2 separate regions of the Homo sapiens genome follow, and region 2 is linked to region 1. A link is a loop called in an ENCODE intact Hi-C map of the cell type or tissue named here. Cell type or tissue: ascending aorta. All regions are shown on one strand. Links, peaks and the distances in the headings refer to the core of each region. The heading gives the core; the rest is flanking DNA.

Evidence for each region. Hi-C counts contacts between places; a loop is a spot of excess contacts. Peaks named below come from ENCODE experiments on the same cell type or tissue, not always from the same donor. Only the 100,000 strongest peaks of a DNase experiment are listed, where the experiment ranks them.
Region 2: it touches region 1 in a loop (2.0-fold over the local background); 4 of 110 quality-filtered maps call a loop at or near these places.

The regions. Positions count from the first base shown.
Region 1 is chr2:236,726,124-236,737,734 of GRCh38, reverse strand. LOC105373948 (a long non-coding RNA gene) reads left to right here. Exons shown (of 6, transcript XR_924022.2): 4 at 2,103-2,205; 5 at 5,183-5,468; 6 at 5,917-6,212. Among named protein-coding and RNA genes, the nearest start is that of ACKR3, 160 kb to the right of the region's middle. In ascending aorta, for the core only: no CTCF peak of the experiment used is centred there; DNase peaks (open chromatin) are centred at 5,254 and 5,534; H3K27ac peaks cover 1,536 bases.
Region 2 is chr2:236,824,194-236,835,804 of GRCh38, reverse strand. No RefSeq gene overlaps it. Among named protein-coding and RNA genes, the nearest start is that of COPS8-DT, 260 kb to the left of the region's middle. In ascending aorta, for the core only: no CTCF peak of the experiment used is centred there; a DNase peak (open chromatin) is centred at 4,612; H3K27ac peaks cover 2,331 bases.

The sequences.
Region 1 (11,611 bases), core at 1,593-9,592:
GCTTCAGGGTGCATTTGTTGTCCTGTTTCACTTGTTTTCCTGCCCATCACGAGGTTACCCTTAAATCCTGCTGAAAGCACAGGAGTTCAAAATAATACCCTTGCCTTTCTTTTGTGCATATATATATTTTTTTACTCTTTTAGAGCAAATAAATATTACTAAAGTTTGCAATTAGATATTTTCCTTACAGCACAGACTTGGATTCCTTTAAGTGTTGGGGTCTCAATAGCCCCTTGGACTTCTCATCTTTGGGCTACTGGGCCTAACACACTTTGGCCCTTAGAGGAGATGCTGTAGTTGTGTGTGTGTTTGTTTTGTTTATTCTTAAAAGCAGCTTTATTGAGATTCATATGCATACCCTACAATTCACCCAATACACTTTTAAAGTGTACAGTTCAATGGGTTTTTGGCATATTTGCAGATAAGTTTCATCATCACCACCATTAATTTAGAGCACTTTCAACACCTCAAAAAGAAATCCTGAACCCTTCAATTATCAACACCTTACCCCTCTTAAGCAACCACTAACCTCTTTCTCTGGAGATTTGCCTATTCTGGACATTGCATATAAATGGAATCATGGAATATGCAGTCTTTAGTGACTGGCTTCTTTCACTTAGCATAATGCTTGCAAGGTTCATTCATACGGTAGATTTATCAGTACTTTATCCCTTTTTATGGCTGAATAGTATCCCATTGAATGGATATAACGTGCTTTATGTATCTATTCATCAGGTGTAGACATTTGGGTTTTTTATACTTTATGTCCATTATGAATAATGCTGTCATAACATTTATATACAAGTTTTTGTGTAGATCTGTTTTCATTTCTCTTGGATATAACACCCAGGAGTGGAATGAATGGGTCACATAGTAATTCTGTGTTTAATCATTTGAGGAACTTCCAGACTGTTTTTCAAAGTGGCTGCACCATTTTCTATTCCCTCCAGCAGTGTATGAGGGTTCCGATTTCTCCAGGTCTTTGCAAACACCTGTCACCATCTGACATATCGATGTGTTTTGAGTGATGTCCTAGGGATATCTAAGGATAGGAGAGTCCCACAGAACATGAGAAGTGAGCTCAGACTCCAAGGTGGGGATCACTATCCATAACTCACAGCCTTCCCTGCAGATTCCACCAGCCATATCCCATCGGTAGCTTCCCAGATTCCTACTGCCCATTCATCCCTTCCTCAGCTTCTTTCCTTGGATCCCAGTTCACGCTTTGGCGCTTCCTGCTTTTGAAAGCTCCTGTGTGTATCTGACTCTGGTCAGTCCTGACATTGCCCTCAACAGCACACTGCAGATGTGGGCACACACACACAGCCCACACGACTAACCAGCAAGGTGGGCTTCCCCCCAGCCACCCCCTGCCCTGCCACATACACACCCACCAGTGGAGAAGGCAGGAACAATGCTAAAACCCAGCAAATGCTTTCATCTGAACAGGCATCAGCTCTGTACTGGGCTGAGTCTGAGTGGATAGAAGAGGATGAGAGAAGAAAGTTGCAGGGCTCTGCTGACAAAGCACAGGTGAGACTTTCCATCCATGGTGATGTCAGCTGGTGGGGGCAAGGCAGGCGGGGCTCTCAGGCTGTATTCATTCCTGTTTAGCCACCTTGGTGAAAGTTCACGGATAATGCTGATTGAATTATTTTGCAAAAGGAATTCAAACTTTCTGGATTTTACTATCAACTTGAACTGTGTATCATGTTTCCCCTTTTAAAAAGCATTACTGCTGATAGGATTCTTTTAATGGAATTATCATTGACCTCTGGTTCAGTTAGACTGTTTGTATGAACTTTCAACAAAGTTACAAAGGAGCGTTGCCCGGCACCCTCACACGTGGCCCCACAGTGACCAGGGCCACCTGCAACCGGGCTGCCCTAGCAAAGGGAGGAATCTGGAAACAAAGAAAATGGTCCTAATCCTTGAGAAAATTGGACCACAGCCTTTCCCAAGGAATATCCTTCAGAGCAGTAATTCCATAGGCCGGCGATAGGTAGTGAGTAACCAAGAGCCCGGTGCTCAAGCAGGCGTATAAATCACTGATTAAACACAACTTAAGTAGGTTTATTTACAGCAGCTTTTTTTTCTTTTAGTTTTTAATACTACAATGTGAATTACGAATCTCCAGGAGGAGAATATAATATGCGCTGTTTCCGAAGCTCATCTGACTACAAACTGTGTTTTAAAGAATGTCTGGTAGGACTGCGTTTTCATGGAACACATTTTAACACTAAATTACATATTAGTAATACAAACTGGAGACAATGAAATTTCATGACACTTTCCAAATGAGAAGATAGAGTCTGTCCTTCTTGTGCTTGGATCTCAGCCTAGCTGCTCTGTTCTGCCTGTGTAGTGACTGTATAATATATAACATATTTGATGTAATTCTATTGCTTGAAGAATATTGATGCCCTGATTTTGTAAACTTCATAAGGCATCATTGTACAGATACAGCGTTTTGTGTCAAATACCATGCTTTGTAAAGAAACAAGTTTCTTCTCCATCATGCAGTTTAGAGTGTTCTTCCCCATTCCCGGGACTTCTGCAAATGCCATTCAGAGTGGGAACATAGGAAAGCAACATTGTCACCTCACGGTGCAATCACAGCCTTTAGGTGTCATTCCCAGGAGGGTAGGATGAGTAACTGACAAGAAACGTGAGAAGCTTCATTTTCTTAGTAGAGAGCAGCAGGCAAAGCTATGGCTCTCAATGCTAATTTTCTGGGTGGCCACAACAGACCAGTTCCCGTGGGTCCCAGCCTATCAGGAGAATGGCTTCCAGAGTTGACCAACCCACAGACATCCATGGGAAATGCATGGAAACCTGTCAAATTAATGAAATTGATAGATGACACAAAACTGGGAAGAAAGACCAATGTACTATGTGACTGTATTCGTTTCCTTGGATGTTGTAACAAAGTACCACAAAGGGGTAGCTCAAAGCAACGGAAATTTACGCTCCCACAGTTCCAGGTGACAGAAGTCTGAAATCAAGGTGTCTGCAGGGCCACCTCCCTCTGAAGGCTCTAGGGGAGGATCCTTTCCTGCCTCTTCCTGGTGTCTGGGGGCTGCCAGGAATCCTTGGCATTCCTTGTCTGGCAGCTCCATCACTCCAATTTCTGCCTCTGTCATCACGTGGTATCAACACCTCCTGAGTGTCTCTGTCTCTGTGTCCACACTTCCCTCTTATTTTTATTTTTTATTTTTTTGAGACGGAGTCTCACTCTGTTGCCCAGGCTGGAGTGCAGTGGCATGTTCTCGGCTCACTGCAAGCTCCGCCTCCTGGGTTCGAGCAATTCTCTGCCTCAGCCTCCCGAGTAGCTGGGATTACAGGTGCCCACCACCACGCCCAGCTAATTTTTGTATTTTTAGAAGAGACGGGGTTTCACCATCTTGGCCGGGCTGGTCTTGAACTCCTGACCTCGTGATCCACTCACCTCGGCCTCCCAAAGTGCTGGGATTATAGGCATGAGCCACCACGCCCAGCCCCATACTTCCCTCTTCTTATAAGGATACCAGTCATTGGAATAGGGCCCACCCTGTTCTGGTATAACCTCATCTTAACTTGATGACATCCACAAAGACCCTATTTCCAAATAAGGTCACATTCACAGGTACACAGTTGAAGGTGGAACATGTATTTTTGGGGGACATAACTCAGTACAATGACCAAGGGAAAGTCTAGAAACATCTTGATAACTGGAGCGAAGAATAAATGTAGAGAAAGACATTCAATAGTGATCATTAAAAAATGTGCACTTGGGTTCAGACATACACTTAAATGTGTACAGAGTGAAAAAGATGTGACTGAGAGAGGCATGCACGTGAGAAAACTTAGGCACCTTCACAGACTGCAGAGCTGCTAGGGACTGAGCCATCTCCTGCTGGTTAACGATGCCCTGAGCATGATGTCTGGATCACCTCAGCTCCATTACAGAAAATCCAAATCCAAAGTGCCAGGTTTAGCTACAAACACGAGGCCTTAAGGACACTAGTAGACTGAAGGAGGTTCAAAGAGCATGTCCAGGAAAAGTTCAAAATCCACCATACATGAGAAGCCATGGAAAGAAAAGATGGTGAGAAGCAGAAGGGGAAAACCCAAGACTTCAGGAGAACGAGAGAACCATCTTCAAATACTTACAGGGCAGCCGTACAGAGCAGGGTGTGGACCAATTTCCTGTGCCTGCAGATTTAGGGTCAATGACAACAGGGGGCTGTATGGGGGGCTTCAAAATACATTCCAATTTGGAGGCTGTTGAAATAGAAGAGCCTCATATGGGAATTCATGTAGAGAGGGCCTCCACGCCCAAAAGCCTGGCATTGTCCTTGATTCAGGAAAGAATAAAACTTGGAGACTGGAATTGGGAAGGCTTCCTGCCTTACTCAGAGAAGGCTCTCGGCACTGCTGTCTCACAATGCTGGACTCACGCCTTCCATCCCTGGGGCTCAGGGCTGCAAATTCAGCTGAAATAATGAGGACACTTTCCCCCAATCTGAAAAGTGGCAGGGGAGGAGGGAGTAAGGAGCCCAGGGAGAAGATTTCCAAATACATGCAAATACATGCACACAGAAATACATAAATAATAAGTTGTATCTGCCTGAAAGTTACCACCTACCTCTTATTTGTTGGACATATTGGGATTCTGGGTAAGATGTTGGTTTGTTGCTTACATTTTTAAAAAACCATTGAGTCCTAGAGAAATGAACTAAATCTAACCATATGCAGCACAGTAGGATATTAAATACGTGAATGAGAAAAATACTAAAAAGTGAATGAATGGGTTAGGGAGTAAGAGAGTGAGGGAATCCCTTCCTCTGCAGGTTGCGATGGTCCCATCGTGCACCTGAAGATGGCAACTAAAGAGAAAAGGTGTCGTTTGAATCTCTGGGCCCACATAGAACCTGCCCAAAGCAACGTGGGGCTAAAGTGTTCCCTGCCATGAACTCTGGCTTAGACAGGTGGACTCCCAGGAAGGGAGGCCAGGTAACCACCAGGAAGTCACTAGCCACTTTGAGTCACTGGCTGCCACATAAGACATCCTTGGGTAGACTTCAGTGCATTTAAGGCTGGAAACTTACTCTCATGCATTATTTCTTGTAATGTCATTTACTTGTTCTCTTTAAACTTTTTTAACTCTCTGCCCCTTTCCCTCTTGTGGCATCTCTTCCAGGCAATGCAACAGAGCTTCTATTTCCTGGCAGATGGACCATGAGCCTGGGCCAGAGAATCTGGTGCTGAGCTGCTGCAGTCAGCTGAGCTGCTTACGTAACCTGAAGGCTCTCCTGGGAGGACCATGCTGTGAAAGGCAGCTCTGGTTTGCTTCCCCTCAGATAATGTTTATATGGCCTTTTGGTCAGAGAAGAAGCAAAGATAATCCCCCTGACCCTCAGGTTGAGGAGACACAGATCGGCCTTTGCTGAGGGTAGCACAGCAAATGAGGATGCATCTCCCAGCAGGTGACGTGCCCGGTCCTGTGACTCATGCCCTTTATCCCAGTAAGTGATCTGGCTCTGGTAAAGTGCCCTAGGGAGCCTTGCCTGGACAAGGAGCACCTCGTGATAGTCTGCCCTGTGCAACCCGCTGCTGTTTCTGACGAGGTTAAGCTGGATTCAAATGCTAGGTGACAGGACCTTGCCTTGCACGATGGTTTCTTACCCCACAATATTCATCTCAGGGGTGAGCAGGCTAGCAACATTCTTGGATGACATGGCCATTCTGGTGAGATGGTAAATGCCTGGGGCCTGGACTCTGAAGATCTTCACGAGGTCACTCCCGCATGACTGTCCTGAATAGGCAAAGCAGTCTGCCTGATGTAGCCACCCCACTTTCTAGGGTCAATGACCCATCTGCGGCTCCCAGCCTGGGAGTCCTAGATGCTTAGATTAGGTTCTTTTTCTCTCTTAGGGTCAAATGCAAACAAAAATGCTGTGAGACGCAGGACATCAGGGGCATCCCAGGGCCTGAATATTCTTACTCTGACCAGAGCCGGCTCCGGGCAGCTGTCAGCCATGCCTTAAAAATCAGAAGTCTGCACACTTTTTCCGTAAAGGGCCAGGTATTAAATCTTTCAGGTTCATGGGCCACATGTGGTCTCAGATGCAACTACCCAGCACTGCCATTGTGGCATGGAAGCAGCCATAGAGACTTTGTAAATGAATGGGCACGGTGGCATTCCAATAAAACTTCATTTACAAAAACAAGCCATGGGCTGGATTTGGACTATGAGTTATACTTTGCCAACACCTGGTTTAAATTAAATCTGAACTTCCCTCGGAGGTGGACATATTCCCCCTTCTAAGTTCTCTCTTTTTTTTTTTTTTTTTTTTGAGACAGAGGCTTGCTCTGTCACCCAGGATGGAGTGCAGTGGCAAAATCTCAGCTCACTGCAAATTCTGCCTCCCAAGTTCAAGAGATTCTCCTGCCTCTTGAGTAGCTGGGATTACAGGCACCCGCAACCATGCCTGGCTGATTTTTGTATTTTTACTAGAGACAGGGTTTCACCATGTTGGCCAGGCTGGTCTCAAACTCCTGACCTCAAGTGATCCGCCCGCCTCAGCCTCCCAAAGTGCTGGGATTACAGGCGTGAGCCACGGTGCCTGGCCTTGCCTTCCATTACTAACCACTTGCCTGAAATGCTATTGAAATACACCTCTTAGTGGGTGTTTGGATTTGTGGTGCACAGGGGCTGCCAGATCGAATACAGGACACCCAATTAAAATTGAATTTCAGAGAAACAGCCCAGTGGCTATTTTTAGTTTAAGTGTGTCCCTTATACTAAAACACTATTGGTTATGTATCTGAAATTCACATTTAACTGGGCTCCTATCTTTGTAATTTGCTGAATCTGTCAGCCCTGGGTGCATTAACTCTGGCTTGGGAGGTTGTGTGCAGCCAGCACAGGGACTGAAAGGGCCTGAGGATGACCCGGGGGACTTGTTCTCTCTTAGGAAGCCTCAGCGCAGATTTAGCAGGACCAATAATGGGAAGGAAGAATTGTCAAGGTGGGAGAGTGGCTGGGCATACAGCTCCTGTGACTTCACGGGACAGTGCCCGGGGATGTGAGCCAGGCCACCGAGCTGAGCTGGCAGCCCCAGGTGACCCAGAGAACTCCAGCCGGCCTGCTGTGACCCCAGCCTTCCCTGCCGCAGAGAGAAGCCAGGTCCGTCTTCCAGACTCACAGTCCACCAGCAGTTTCTGAGGTCAAAGATTGTAATCTCATCGAAGCAACGGCCTCCTTGTCACAACATTGTTACCCTCTGCTGTTTTCGTAAGAAAAAAAAAAAAAGCTGTAGATGCACTCACCATTTATCCCCATCCTTCTCCATTAATGATCAGCCTAATTATTTCAATGTGCTGCATTGGTGGTTTGGAATGTAATAGTTAAAACCTAATGAATTATTAATATGCGGATAAACGATGTTTAATGCTCAGTGATACATTTCATAAGTATAAAAACTAACTTTTAAACTTTTAGAACATTACTGGAGGCTGTTATTCCTTCTCTGTTTCAGTTAGGGAAGCTGAGGCACTGGGAAATCCAAGATCATGCATTGGTGGACTCTGTGGGGAAAACAGGATTGGAACTCAAGGAATCTAACACACCACCCTCAAAAAACAATCTAAAGCATATTTATAATGTTTTTCAATTTAATATCCTCTTTCTGATAGTTCGTTTTGACCATATTTGCTTCTTTTATTTTAGACAATTTTGAAAATGGAAAATAAAGGGAAAACAACTGCCACCAAGGGTAAAGTTGTTTAACTTTGTGATATGTTGCTTTCTAGAGTGTTTTCCCCACACAGGTATATATACATACATACAAACACTCATAGACATGTGTGCCTCTATGTGTTTATATACCTAAACTCTTGTTAAATATATTTATTTAACAAAATTGAGAGATTCTTCTCTTCCCTGTTAAGATACGCGATCTGCGCCCAGCTTAATATTCGGGAAATGGTTCTCATTACAGAAATGGTACGCTATGATTGCACGGTTCCACAAGGCTGCCACGACAAAGCCAGGGTTTAGAAAAGTTTGAGGTTTACACATGCTCCCCAGACACCAAGCAGCATCATCCACTCAGCATTTGAGACAAAGCGCAGTAGAAACGCATTGCCCCAGCCCATGGGCTTCTGCCCATCTCGGAGATTCCAGCAGCTTTGAGACGCCTCGTCCAGGCAGGTGGGAAAGGAGCAGAGCAGGCCTTGAGTGGGTCTGCCAAGATCCTGCAGGTGGAAATCTGTCTCTGAGCCTGCAACAAGTCCTCCCTGCACTGAGGCCAGCACGTGCTGAGGGAGCAACAATCCAGGCCCTGGCTACCCATCCTGCCACCTCTCCCGCCCACCAGCTGCAGCTCCTTCCTAGCCCTGGTTCCAATCCGTCCCCAGGGGTTTGTTTTTCTTCCAGTTCCAAGTCCTTCTCAGATTTTGACAATGAGGAGCAGGTGCTGCCTTCTGCCCACTTGCTGCACAGACCCTCACATCCTGTCCTCTTTCTCCAGGGCAGTGGGACTCCACGGAAGTTACTCAGAAAGAAACAGCACACAACTGTCTTTTGCAAACGCCCTCTGTTCACAAAGGCCGCAGGGACTGTGTATACCTGTTTATCCTCATCCTGGTGTCATAGGCCAAAGGTCACAGCAGAACAACCAGGCCATGCGCTGCCCAGGGACACAGAGAAGTGCCAATTCCTGTGCTTCTGTCGCCTTTTATTCCTGAATTCACCATTGCTGATGACAAGTTCAAAGTAGGCACCACAACAAATGGGGTGGGTGGGAGAGGAAAGGAAAGAAAACAAAGAAGAAAGAAAACAAAAACCGGCTGGGAGTGGAGAAACCGTTTAACTATTAAGTGCTTGCCTAGGCCAGTGACGCAAAACAGAAATCTACGAAAGATCGGGAGGGCCATGGTCAGTCACTCATTTATTTATTCCACCTTTCACCGGACACTGTGTGATCTCTAACTCGCCCCAAATGTACATGGGCATTGAGCCAAGCTTCTCAGGGAGGGGAACGAACTGCCTCTCATGCAGGATCCGGTGTCAGGGAGAGGGAGACCCTCACATAGGGGACAATGGCACCGGGCAGCCAAGACATGAAAAGGCAGGTGGGGTGACAGCAGTGAGGTAGGGGATGCCCCAGAGACCCGTCCCACCCTGGACACCGCCCAGCATCGAGCCAAACCCTTGGAAGAGAGAACACGGCCCAGCTTGGATCCAGGTAGCTGAGGTTAGAATCTCTCTCTGGGACTTGCTAGTTGTGGAAACTAGAGCAAGTTCCTTGGATCCTCAGGACACTGGCGTGCACACGTGTAAAGTGAGTATCAGTTGCACTGCATGAAAATATCATCTAAAGCTCCTTGCACATAGTAGATGCTCAGCAAATATTACTTTCCTTCTCTGTGCTCTCTTTTCCCCAAGCTTTGGCGACTCTACCCTTTTTTTATTTTTACTTTTTGAGATGGGTTCTCACTCTGTCACCCAGGCTGTAGTGAAGAGACGTTGATCCTCCCAACTAGCTGGGACTGCAGGCATGCACCACCACGCCCAGCTAACTTTTAAAATTTTTAGTAGAGACAGAGTCTCGCTCTGTCACACAGGCTGGCGAGCAATGGTGTGATCACCGCTCATGGCAGCCTCCATCACCTGGGCTCAAGCGATCCTCCCACCTCAGCCGCTAGAGTAGCTGGAAGTACGGGTGCCTGCCACCATGCCTGGCTAATTTTTTAATTTTTTGTAAAGACAGATTCTCGCTATGTTGCCCAGGTTGGTCTCAAAATTCTGGGCTCAATCCATCCTCCTGCCTCAGCCTCCCAAGTGTTGGGATTACAGGCCTGAGCCACCGTGTGCAGCCTCAACCCATTTGCTTTTCCAGTTTTTCAGCATTGACAATTTTCCCTTTGTTCCTTGCTTAAATTCTAATTCAGGGTTGAAAAAAAACAGTTGTGTGTGGGCCGGGGGCAGTGGCTCACGCCTGTAATCTCAACATTTTGGGAGGCCAAGGCGGGCAGATTACTTCAGGTCAGGAGTTTGAGACCATACTGGCCAACATGGTGAAACCCCATCTCCAATAAAAATACAAAAATTTGCCAGGCGTGGCGGTGGGTGCCTGTAATTCCAGCCACTCGGGAGGCTGAGGCAGGGGAATCATTTGAACCCAAGAGGCGGAGGTTGCAGTGAGCCAAGATAGTGCCACTGCACTTCAGCCTGGGTAACAGAGCGAGACTCTGTCAAAAACACAAACAAACAAACAAAACAACAAAAAACAGTTGTTTGGAGGGAACCTCAGACACATGACTGACAGCAACTGGTCCTGGACAGAAACCTCACCACCAAGGGATCAGCTCCGTTTCTGCTCCATCTCACCATCACGTTTCCCCACAGTGCAGCCACACAGAGCTGCGGGCACAGTCCCCAGCTCTCGGGCACCAGGCTGTGCGAGGTGACACTCTCCTATGGCAGGTCCATGCACTGTCCACCCTCCTCTGTCCCCAGGAGGGAGCTACATGGTACTCAGGGGCCCAAGAACCCTCAACCTGATAAAGAGAAATGTCTTTCTCAGCAGACGTCGTCCCCCGTCACCTTCACTGTCGCTAAGCATAGAGGGCCTTCGCTCCTGCCATCCTCTTTCTCCTGCATGTGTATTTGATGCCATCATTGAGACACAGCATGTACTTTTGTGATGGGATCCTGAAAGAGGGGAGCGAGTGTGGGGACAAGGAAAATTATGTCAGGAGGAAGAGCTGCAGGGCCGTCCGATTTGCTGACTAGACAATAAATCTCTATATCGTTCATTTCATAGACAAAGTCTGGAACAAATCGCAATATTTAATGCACAATTATAGCTTCAATAAATTGTTCCCAGATGGCTCAGGAAAACAGCCTTAAGCGGAAGCAAGAAATGATCAGATTTTAATGATTGTTTGTTTCCTGTGTCTTGTTTCCGTCATAAATTCTAATTGAATCTGTGGTTCAAGAAGTGTGTCGGCATGCGTGTGCATAGACGTGTGTGAGGCATTAGGTGCACGTGTATATTCAACACATATAAATGCACATGTAATGAGCATATGAGGGCATCACGGTATGTACACGCGTATATTTATTCAGTGTGATTCGTATACTAGGCATTGTGCTAAGTTATCTGTATCATTATATTCTTCACGTTTATGCAAGATGATATTCTTCCCATTTTACAAATAAGAAAACTGAGTCTAAGAGAGACAAGTAAGCCACTCGTCCAAGGTCACCCAAAAAAGGAGTGATGGAGGCAGTAAGTGAACCCACCTCTGTGTGACCCACAGGCCTTTGTCCTTCACACTGGCCACATCGTCTTTGCCTAACAGAGGATGGAGATCTATCAGGTGGACAGGCAGAATGGGGACAGGCGCCAGGTGAATGCATCATCTATGAGAGCACCAGGAGAGCCTGAGCACACCAGGCTGGCTCACACTTAGCCCTGAATCCAATCTCTGCAGGCAGTGGCCCGCTCCTTAGATGCCCATGGTCAGCCACCTCTGGGGACACTAGTCAGGTTTAAATGTCACATCCTAAGAAATGCTCTCCCTGACTCCTACTCCAACCCCTCCAACTCCTCTGTTA
Region 2 (11,611 bases), core at 1,407-9,406, 98 kb before region 1:
GGGCCAGGCCCAGGGCCCCACTGCTCTATGCAGCCTTGGGACTTGGTGCCCTGCATTCCAGCCACTCCAGCTCCAACCATGGCTAAAGAGGACAAGGTGCAGCTTGGGCCATGGCTTCAGAGGGTGCAAGCCCCAAGCCTTGGTGGCTTCCATGTGATGTTGGGCTTGCAGGTGTGCAGAAGACAAGAGTTGAGCTTTGAGGACCTCTGTTTAAGTTTCTGAACATGTATGGAAATGCCTTGATGCCAGGAAGAAGCCTGCTGCAGGGGTGGAGCCCTCATAGAGAACATCTGCTAGTGCAGTCCAGAAGGAAAATGTGGTGTGTGAACCTCCACACAGAGTCCCCACTGGGGCACTGCCTAGTGGAGCTGTGAGAAGGAGGCCACAATCCTCCAGAATCCAGACTGGTAGATCCACTGACAGCTTGCACCATGCACCTGGAAAAGCTGCAGGCACTCAACGCCAGCCCATGAAAGCAGCTGCAGGGACTGTACCCTGCAGAGCCACAGAATAGGGCTGCCCAGGCTGTGGGAGCCCACCCCTTGCATCAGCATGCCTGGATGTGAGACATGGAGTCAGAGGAGATTTTAGAGCTTTAAGATTTAGTGACTGTCCAGCCATGTTTCAGACTTACATGGGGCCTGTGGTCCTTTTGTTTTGGCCAATTTCTTCCATTTGGAATGGAAGCATTTACCCAGTGCCTGTACTCCCACTGTAACTTGGAAGTAACTAACTTGCTTTTGATTTTACAGGCTCATAGGCTGAAGGGGCTTGCCTTGTCTCAGATGAGATTTTGAACTTAGACTTTTGGGTTAATGCTGGAATGAGTTAAGACTTTGGGGGACTGTTGGAAAGGCATAATTATGTTTTGAAATGTGAGGACATGAGATTCGGGAGGGGCTCTCAAGAATGGGATTCAGTCCCCCAGGATGCTCAGAGCAGAGACCAAGGTCTAGAGCAAGCTTACTGGTGAGAGATTTGGAGAGGTCTGTGGATGGGTTGTTCAGGGACTCCTACCAACCAGAGGGTGGCCCTGCACATCCTCAGGGAACAAAGCAAGAACTACTGCTCAGAATCTCCAACTGCCTGTCCCAATGGTGGGTCACTTGGTGGAGCTGGGGCAGGACACTAGAACTAACAGGACTCAGGGTTGGGGAAGGGTGGGTCACCAAGACAAAAGGTCATGTATCATTTATTCATTTAAATTCCATTCATTCAAAAAGCATCTGCTCAATGCTTTCTCTGTATTGGTGCAGTTCTAAGAACTGAGCATAAGCAGAAGACTATGGCTCAGATGCCAGGAAGAGATCAAAGTCCAGCCAGAGGCCATGGAGGAAGGCAGTGTCTAACACATGGCACCTGCCTGGTAAGTGCATGCTGCTTGAGGGATGAATGAATGAAGCTCAGACTTTTCAGATGCACAAGTCCCATCACCAGCAAGGTTACTCAGGTCTTTGTTACCTTCTTTGATTCAAAGGGAAAGAGTAGCGTTTTATAAAAATACTCAATAAATGGTAAAATGAAACTTGTTACAACAGGTCATGTTCCCTGTCATGTAGTAGCTACCTACTACCTGTATAGCGATAGCCAGAAATATCAAGCTCGGCCAGAAATGCTGGTCTGTGGAGACAAGAAGAAGGCCTCCCCTGCATTTAACTCATGAATAATCACAGTTGAGGGAAACAGGAAGGGAAAAGCATTGGCCTGTGTTCACTCTGAAAATGATCACCACACAGCATTTGAGTGCATGCCCTGTGCCACGCTTTCTTCATCTCCAAAGGAAATGAGGTGGCATGAGTTGATCTCCACATACCAGCGTCAATTTATATTTTGGATTCTCCACTGAGTTCGGAAATTTCTCAATTGTTCCCAGGGCTTTCCTATTAGGTAATGTGTTTTTTTCCAGTAAGATAAGATTGGTGTTCTTCCCATCAGGTTTAACTCTGAGAAGGTAGCAGAACTACAGTGCAATGGAATCCCCATTGCATTTTGTAGCCAGGGCATCAAAAAGGACAACATCATTTCCTGAAAGAGGTTCAGGGTGAGAAATAAGTTCCTAAACCCAGTGATTTCCCACAGTGCCAAACAGGATGTAACTTGCAGCTGAGTCTGTGAACTTTTTATCTCTTGGCCCACATGAGAAGCTTAATGCCAGTGACACCATCCTTGGTCAAATTCCTTTTAGATGAGAATGGGGCAGTGAGGTAGGTCCTGACCATGAGTTTTATGTCAGTAGGAAAATGCATGCACCTGTCTGGGGTGCTGGCAGAGAGAAGCTGCTAATGGCATCTCTGTCTGGGAACATGGAGCCCTTGGTTTAGGACTTGGTGTTTAAGGGGGCATTTGTCAACCTACTGACTCATGGATCCCTGATACTAGCCAATGAAGAGATGGAGAGGACTGGGATTCCCCATCTAGTGATTCCTGCTGGTCTTAGAGCAGCAGTGGACGGGGCTCTTGCAAATCATTTGGCCCATAATTTCCATTTTATAGACAAAGAAACAGAGGTTCACAGCAGAGAGCGACTTGCCCACTGATACACATGCATGGTATAAAACTACTAGTGAAAATCTAAAGCAATTACAGGCTATATGCAGAGGGGTAGAGACTCTGGCATGCATCCTTCCATGGCCTCTGTTCACCGTGTACCCTTGGCCATCCTCAGCTCTGAAATTCCGTGACATTTGGCTCAGAATATATCTATCTCCCTACTCTTCTGACTTAGTCCTGTGTTCCTAACAGAAGAAATGAAATTCAAGTCCACAACTCCAAGACTGGAGAATTCTTTCTGAGGTTTCTGTCCTGGGGCCAGCCCTCCCCTTGTCTCTAGAACCCAGTGACTGGCAGAAAAGACAAAAATATAAATAGAAACAGTGACAATCACAGTCATTAATAACAATTAATGATAATAATAATAATTGCAATTCTCACCTACTTAGTACCTACTACGTGCCAGAGCCAGTGACTTTGAGACTGGTTATTCTATCCTCATTTCACAAATGAAAACACTGGTGCTCAGAGAGGTTAAGTGACCAGCCCCAAGTCACACTGACGGGATGGTGAGGATTTGGTCAGGTGGGAGTGATAAAGGACATTCTCTTCCCTGCTCTGAAATGGCCCATCAGGCAGAGCAGGTGCAGGAACAGGAGCAGTTCCTGCTGTACCTGTTTCAGGATTAAAGTGTAGCCTGAGACTTCAGGACACAGGAGCCTTTGGCAGAGCTGGCTGGAGGTGGTCTCTCCCTGGCTTTCAGAGATGGGCTCCCCTTCTTCCAGCCCCACAGGGAGCTTCCAATCCCACCATGAGGAGTAGGCTTCTCTTTCTAAAATGGCCCACAAAGCTCCAGGTCATCTGAGCAGCCCACCCCAGCACCCTCCTTCCTGCACATGTACCAGATGCCCCCACCTGCTCCCAGGCCTGCTTCTCCCTCACTGGGGGTCTTCAGAACAATCTGAGATGGCCCCAACCTGCTACCACTCCCACCCTTCACAGCCCACTTGGGCAGCCCCTCATCAGGAAGCTCTGGATGTGCCGCTTGGGTTAGGGGCTCTCCTTGACATGCCCCTGGATGGAGCACAGATCCCATGCAGTGAATCTGCAGCTGACCACAGCCTCTCCCCAGAGATGGTGTCTCCTAGAAGGCCCCTCCTAAGAGGGGCCATGTCTTCTTAATACCTGCATCCTTAACCCTGGCATCTTCCGGAATAACCCAGACCCTCAACCCATGTTTATTGAATTAAATAAAGAAATGAAGACAGACAGATTGGTTCGAGCGGTGTTTCTCAGCCTTTTATACTCCGTGCCCTTTTTAGTAAACATAGAAATCAGGTGCAGCCTCACCCAGCCTCACTGAAGACAGTGGGGTGCTGCACAGTTCCCCTCCCCACGCGTGCACAAGTATCTGCAGCTGTCAGCCAAGCCGTTTCTCTCAAGCTTAGTACCTGGAATCTATGTCCCCAGCACAATGTGTAACTTATCTCATTATCCAAACATTACACACAACACACTTTCTCAAAATGCATTTTGCTCCTCACCTTCAAAACTGGGATCCACTGCCTTAGGGGCCTTTGAAAACTCACTGAGTTATGGAGTTGAGTTGCAGTGACAGGTAACAATGGCTTGACTAAAGTCATGGTGATGGGAATGAAATAAGGAAACAGAATCAAGGAACACATCAGAGGAAGGACAAACAAAACTTGGCACATTTATCTCAGACTGTGCAACAGGCAGAGCCTAAGAGGGAAGCTGAGGCTTCTCACTCACCTCTCCCAGTCCCTTCCCTGATGGAGAGCCAGGCGTCATCAGCCACTATACATGGCAAGGCGAGGGAACAGAAGAGACCCTCAGCAGTAATCCATGGAGAGGGAAGAAAGAAGGGTGAAGTCCAGTCGACTCTGGGGGACACCAACCTTCAAGTCCCCCATGAGACAGCTGGCCACGCTTTGGGAGAGAGGCAGGAATCTCTCTGCATTTTTAGTCTAAGAAGAGAAGAGATATAGGAAAGCTGACCCTGTCCATAAAGGCTTGAGAATCTCACAAGTCAAATGACGATGTCAAGTCAAGTGGTACAAGAGACCTAGACTTCCTGGGGGCCATGAGAAGCCTGTGAGATGACGTGAATCTGAACTGGAAGAGCAGCCCTGCATTCTCTGGGCTCTAGTGGAGTCTGCAAGTTCAGTGGAGGGCCTTAGTATGATGGAAAGCACGTTTTTCTCACCAACAGAGAATGTGAGTGCAATAAAATGAGATCACAAGCAATCTTCAAGACTTCACCATTTTCTTCCATTTGTGGCAATAGAGAACTTCTAAAAATATCCATTTCACATAAGCAATGTAAAAATAACAACTTAAAAACAGTCATGCCAATGGATGGAGATTTTCCTGGGAAAATAAATCCCATGTGCTGAAATACAAATAAATAAATGAATAAATATGATTAATTCTGTGAAAGCACTATGGTTCTCCAGCCTCCAGGAATCACTGGCCTGTTGGGGTAGCCACCCCATAGGCATGGCTTCTTTCTTCCTCTATGGGTTTTTAATGGTCATTCACAAACTTTTCTGGGCGGTCTTTGCACTATGCCGAGTTCTAGAGGTGCAGAGCGGAATGAAACAGAGGCCTGTCCTCAGGGAACGCTGTAAACACACAGTTGTCCTGTAACATGGCAAGGCCCAAAAGAACCAATTCTCCCAGGATATGACAGAGGAAGGGAAAGAGCTTTCAACAGATAATTTTAAAACAATAATACCTAGAAAAATAACTTGCTTAGATTACCTTATACCGTATGCCAAAATACACTCTAGGTGGATTGAAGAGGGACATATTTAATCATCTATCTTTAAAAAAAAAAATCAGCAGGACTACAAGAAAACAAAAATCAAATACCCAATTTCTGGAGTAGACTGGACCTTCTAAATTTCAAGGCAGTAGAATAAGTCACCAAGAAAAAAATTGTCCGGATAATAACTTTAAATGCCAATACATTAAAAATACGACATAATTTTTTAAACATAATTTTTATAGCAAATGGAATGCAAAACACAACTGTAGCAAAGATGCAGGCAGAGGGCTCATTTCACAGCAAATTACCAACGTTCTTCCAACCCCAAGGGTTGGGGGTTATGAACCAGGAATTCACAAAAGGAAATGCAATTAGTAAACAAATACTTGGGAAAATTTCCTGCAGCATTAAGGATGGAATAAATACAATTAAAATAATTACATACCATTTTGACCTATCAAGTTAACAAAGTTTAAAAAAATAAACATTGTTGCCAGAGAAGGTATATAAACATGGTCTTGTAGGTTGCCAGTGCGATGTTTATTCGGAGGTCTGAAACCATCTGTGGGGACAGAGCAAGTACTCTAACTTTGGGGAATCCTAAGTTAATAAAAACAAATACTGTAAAACCTTCAGAGAGAAAGATTTTCATCACAATATATACTTAATAATAATGACAAACTGAAAATATTGTAAGCACCTCCCAAAGAGACAGAACAGTTAAGGAAACACAGTGTTTTGCAAAAGCAATTATTATATTTTAAAAGAGTCTAACATTACAAAAAAAATTTCTGGGCTGGGCACGGTGGCTCATGCCTGTAATCTCAGCACTTTGGGAGGCCGAGGCAGGTAGATCACAAGGTCAGGAGTTCGAGACCAGCCTAGCCAAGATGGTGAAACCCTGTCTCTACTAAAAATAAAAAAAAATTAGCCGGGCGTGGTGGCAGGCACCTGTAATCCCAGCTACTCGGGAGGCTGAGCCAGAGAATTGCTTGAACCTCGGAGGCGGAGGTTGCAGTGAGCCAAGATCGCACCACTGCACTCCAGCCTGGGCAACAGAGTGAGATTCCGTTTCAAAAAAAAAAAAAAAATTCTGATATGATGTCAAAGGGAAAAAGCAGAGCATAATACTAAACAGATAGGATGAACCAGACCATAACAAAAACACTTACACGGAGCTTCTAGAAAGAAATGTACCCCGATGGGATTGGGATTACTTTTCATTTCACTCTCCTTGCCTGTATTTTACAGGTGTGCTTTAACAAGTATGTCAGTGGTTTTCAAATTTTAATGTGTATGAGTATCATTTATGTACTCCCTAAAATGAGGATTCCCTGGCACAGATTATCTGATCCTCAAGATCTGGGGTCTGAGTTTTTGTTAGCATTCCAGGAGATGAGAACGTCTGCAGTTCCAAAACCAATCCTCTGTCATCAACTGGATGTCCTACCATTCAATTCCATTCTGACACTAACTAGCCAGAATAAGCTCAGACCCTACAGGGTAAGGGCAAAGTCCTTCAGCTCTGACACTAACTGCCTGGAGTTCCTATTGGGTCCCAAGCTCAGACCCCGTGAGTTAAGGGCAAAGTCCTTCAGTTCTGACACTAACTGCCTGGAGTTTGTATCAGATCCCATAAATTAAAGAGCAAGTCCCCAACAAGACTGCCCTTCCTTAAGAAGCCCTCTGCAAATGGGGTCCCCAGGCTACTTGCATTTCTGTCTGACTTCGCTACAAATTTGGGGGTTCTCAAGATCCTCACCTTAGGTTTATTAATTCTGTAGAACAATTCAGAACTCAAGAAAGCACTATACTTACAATTACAGTTTTATTTTAAAGGATGCAGATGGACAGTCAGAGGAAGGGATACACAGGGCAAGGTCTTGAGGGTCCAGGTGGTTGGCACAGATCTTCCCGACTTTTCCCTGTGGAATCGGGTCCATCATGCTCCCAAGAACCATCAATCACTATGGTTCTTTAGGCTCCAGGAATAGTGTCCTTCAGCTCTAACACTAACTGCCTGGAGTTTGTATCAGCATGTGGACCTGTTCACCAAACAGGAAGCTTCCTTAGGCTTTGGCATTCAGAGCTCTTATTTGGAGTTTTGTTATCTAGGCACAATTGATTAAGTTATTGACTATGTGATTAAACTCCATCTTCTGCCTCCTTCCCTTCCCCAGAGGTCAGGGCATGGGGCTGAAAGTTCCAAAACTCTGGTTAGGTTCTTGGTTCTTGGTCTTTTTGTCCTGGCTATGGCCAGCCCCTCCCATGAAACTATCTAAGGTCCCGCCTCATTAGCATCCATTCAGGCGAGGTCAACAGAGGTTTCATTCGAATAACAAAGGACACTCCTATCACTTAGGAAATACCAAGGTTTATTGAAGCTTTGTGCCAGGAACTGGGAGCTGGGAACAAAGACCAGACATATTATTCATTATATCACATTGTTTTATGTCTATGCATCATACTTAAAAAATATTAGAGTGTGTATTATTTTAACATGAAAAATATGAGATCATGCATCATTTTAATCTTTAAAGTAAGTTTAAGGTTATCAATGGGGAAAGTGTTTGGAGATGTTAGAGGCCAGGGCAATGAAAAATATTAGATCATGCATTATTTTAATCTTTAAAGTAAGTTTAAAGTTATCAGTGGGGAAAGTGTTTGGAGATGTTAGAGGCCAGGGCAATGGGGCTCCTCATGGAAGAGATCTTTGAGCTGGGTCTGGAATGGCACTAGGGTCTCATCAGGCGAGCTATTTGGTGGGGTAAGTGGATGGGAGGGACAAGTGTATGGTAAAGATAGAAATTGGAATGTATGTTGCATTTTTGGAAGAACCAGTTTAGTCCCTGGTAGTTAGAGTTTAAGTCTGCATGGGGAAGAAATTATTCTAAAAATAATAATAATTTGGTATCAGGTTGTGACAAACCACATTTGAAATACTAGAGGCGCCTAACTTTGTCCTTCAGGTTACTCACGTTAGTGTTTTATGAACTATAGGTGGCATGGCTGATGAATAGAATAGCAATACTGGGGGCATTACACGGATTAAGAGGAACTATTGTTTTGTGAAGTTTGTTTCTGTTCTAGGTGTATGTTTACGGGAGGTGAATGTGTGTGTTTGAACACCTGGTGGGGTATTGTGATATAATAAGTAATATATATATTTGGTCAGCATTCCTGATTCCTGGCCAGAGCTTCTAAAATCCTTATAATTTCCAAAGCAACTGGAGCCATAAAGGTTAAACAAACATTTTTTAGCCAAGTGAGATGGCGGGCACCTGTAATCCCAGCTACCTGGGAGGCTGAGGCTGAAGGATCACTTGGGGCCCGAGTGTGAGACTAGCCTGGGCAACCAAGCTAGACTCTGTCTCTAAAACAAACCCAGAAAAGCAAACATCTTTTGTTATTCATGACAAGCCCCCTTCAAACACCCTCATGTTAAAGAGGGGACTTTTGGAAAGGCCCTAAGGATGGGGCTGGTTGCCAGGGGAAGCAACCCTGTGATTAGAGTTGGAACTTTCTGCCCTACTCCCTGACCTCCTTGGCAGGGAATAACTGGAGACTGACTCAGTCGACAATGGGCAATGAATTAATCAATCATGCCAGCTTAATGAAGCCTCCACAAAACTCCAAAAGGACAGGGTTCAGAGAGCTTCCAGCCTGTTGCGAACACAGGGACAGGGGCCCACCAGAGCGGGCGTGGATTCTCCACATCCCTCCCCCACATCTTGCCCAGTGCATCTCTCCCATCCGCTCTCCCTGAGCTGCATTCTTTTCTATTAAACTGGTAAGTTAGTAAATGAACTGTTTTCTTAAGTCCTGTGAAGTGTTCTAGCAAATCATTGAACGTGAAAGGGAGATCATGGGGACCTCCAATTTACAGCCTTGGTCAGAGGCACAGGAGACAGTCTGGTCTCGTTCCTGGCATCTGAGGAGGGGGCAGTGTTGTAGGACTGAGCCCTTAGCTTACGGGGTCTGACCCTGACTCTGGTCATATAGGATCAGAACCGAATTGAATTGTAAGACACCCAGTTGATGTCCTCCAAGAATAGGAGAACTGATTGGAGTGTTAAGAAAACCCACACATTTGGTGTTGGAAGTGAAGTGCTGTGTGTGAGTAGAGAGGAAACAGGTTTTCCTTTTACGTGGGTTCCGCAGATAGATTGAAAATGGCAAGCTTCCCCCATTGACACTGTGGCTTCCTCCACTGAAAATGGCAAGCTTCCCCCACTGACATTGTGGCTTCCCCCACTGACACTGTGGCTTCCCTCCAGGAGCTGGGAGCTGCACAAGAGTGCATGTCCGCACGTGTGCCCTGAAACTAGGGAGATGTGCGGGAAAAGGCGCAAAAGCAATTGCAGGAATCAGATGATGGCCTAGGGCACTGGCAGGGGGCTACAAAGAAAGGGCCTGCATGGGGATATATTTGGGAATTATGTTGACATTGACAGGGAGGTGTCTGCCTGAAGCTGGTATGAGTCTAAGATCTGCAGAAGAAACACAGGGAGGGTTGGGGGGAGGTCACAAATGACGGTTTAGCCACATGGACTGTAGAAGACCTCCCAGATGTACTATCAGGTATAGACGTGGATTCTGCCAAAGCCCTACAAGTGCCAAATCAGATGAAGAGTGCGAGGACAGACACTGCCGCCCACCAGGGCTTCAAAGAAGGAGAGGAAGCCACTAGGAAGACCCCAGAAAGGGGGTTCTGGGTAGAGGCAAGAGCTGTGCGTGCAGCCACAAGCCTGCTCTCCCCTCTGAACCCATGGGAATGCACCCGGAATCTCAATCACAAAGCTGTAAAATTACCTAAGCTCGGAAACTGAGACTATAAATCAGTGATTTCCCAGACTCTGGAAAGAATTCCCACTCAACGCTACCTGAACAGAGCTAGTAGGAGCCGACGTGGTTAAAATCACATAGAACTGATTCAAGTGGAGAGAGACTGATGCTGGAATGGAAGAGATTCGAAATGGGCTTCAGTATGAATAAGACCTTGATAGCTACAGAGAATGCAGCCCAGCCAGGAAACCAGGGGAATGTTTACCAAAAAGCACCCGGAGAGCTGGCTCTTTGGTTAAATAAGTAAATAAGATTACATCTTCACTTTAACTATACCCAACAAATTTAGGTGAATCAATGAGTTAACAACAAATTCCAAAGTATATGAATATTGTTCTAATCTCTGTCTAAAGAAGGGCCTACTATAAGCAAATAAACCACTTACACAAATTATTTTAAATATCAACAAAGGTGAAAGCCAAATCAAGAGAATGCATTACAGAAAGGAGTAGCCAACACTGTGTAAACCACATCTGATCACTGGGGTGCAATTGGAACTGAGTCTGGGAGAAGAGGCAAGATTTAGACAGGTGTGGCTTGGGAAGGGAGTTCCAGGTGGCCCGGACAGCATGAGGCCTGGCAAGAGGACAGCCAGGCCTTGGGTTCGCCTGGCTTAATTATCAAGTTACAAAAGTCCTACATAAACAAAGGCCACCTGGATAAGTGGCACAGCCGGCCTAACCTCATCTCCTTATGACTGTCAATATTGACATTTGTAGACTCTTTGAAAACAAATTTAATTACTCAAGCAAATAATATCCTCCATGCAGGAAAGTAGGTTCAATCCAAATATCTGATTCATGATATTTACTTTGTTAGAGAGAATTGCCACTTTGAGAAAATAAGCCCTTGATATTTTTAATTGCTTGCATGCAGATTTGGTTTTCTAATTATTTTCTCCTTCATCAAACACAACCAAAGAGCAGCCTTTTGCATATTGCATCCAAGAGAGGCAAGATACCTTCAAAGAAAGATTTCTCCCGTCGGGGAAAGAAAAATAATTAAGACAAGAATAATGCCACCAGACTTGCTGTCATCCTCCCTGGATGGTATTTCAAAGAAACAATCCAATCTGCCCTTAAATACAAATGGGCTTTGTTTCATCTCATACACTTTTTTCAGGATACAAATACTTTTGAAAAACCTGGGAACCAGATTTATAGAGCTCATGATACGTCCATATTTTAAAATGTCATTTTATTTCCTGCTATTCAAGAAAGAAATGAGCCACTTACACACACACACAAAAAGGGTTAGAAGAAAATATCCTTCTAGTAATTATGACCTTGTTTATTTCCTGTGTCTTTTGATTAAAATGGTACACAGGAGGCTGGATTCCATTCCTACCCAGTGCAGAAATTCTCAAAGCCCTTTCATCGAAATGAAGCAGAAGCAGGTTTTCTTACTGACAGATCCGTGATTCAAAATGATATTATTCACAACAACAACAAAATGATCCCATGACCATCTATCAACTTCAGCATT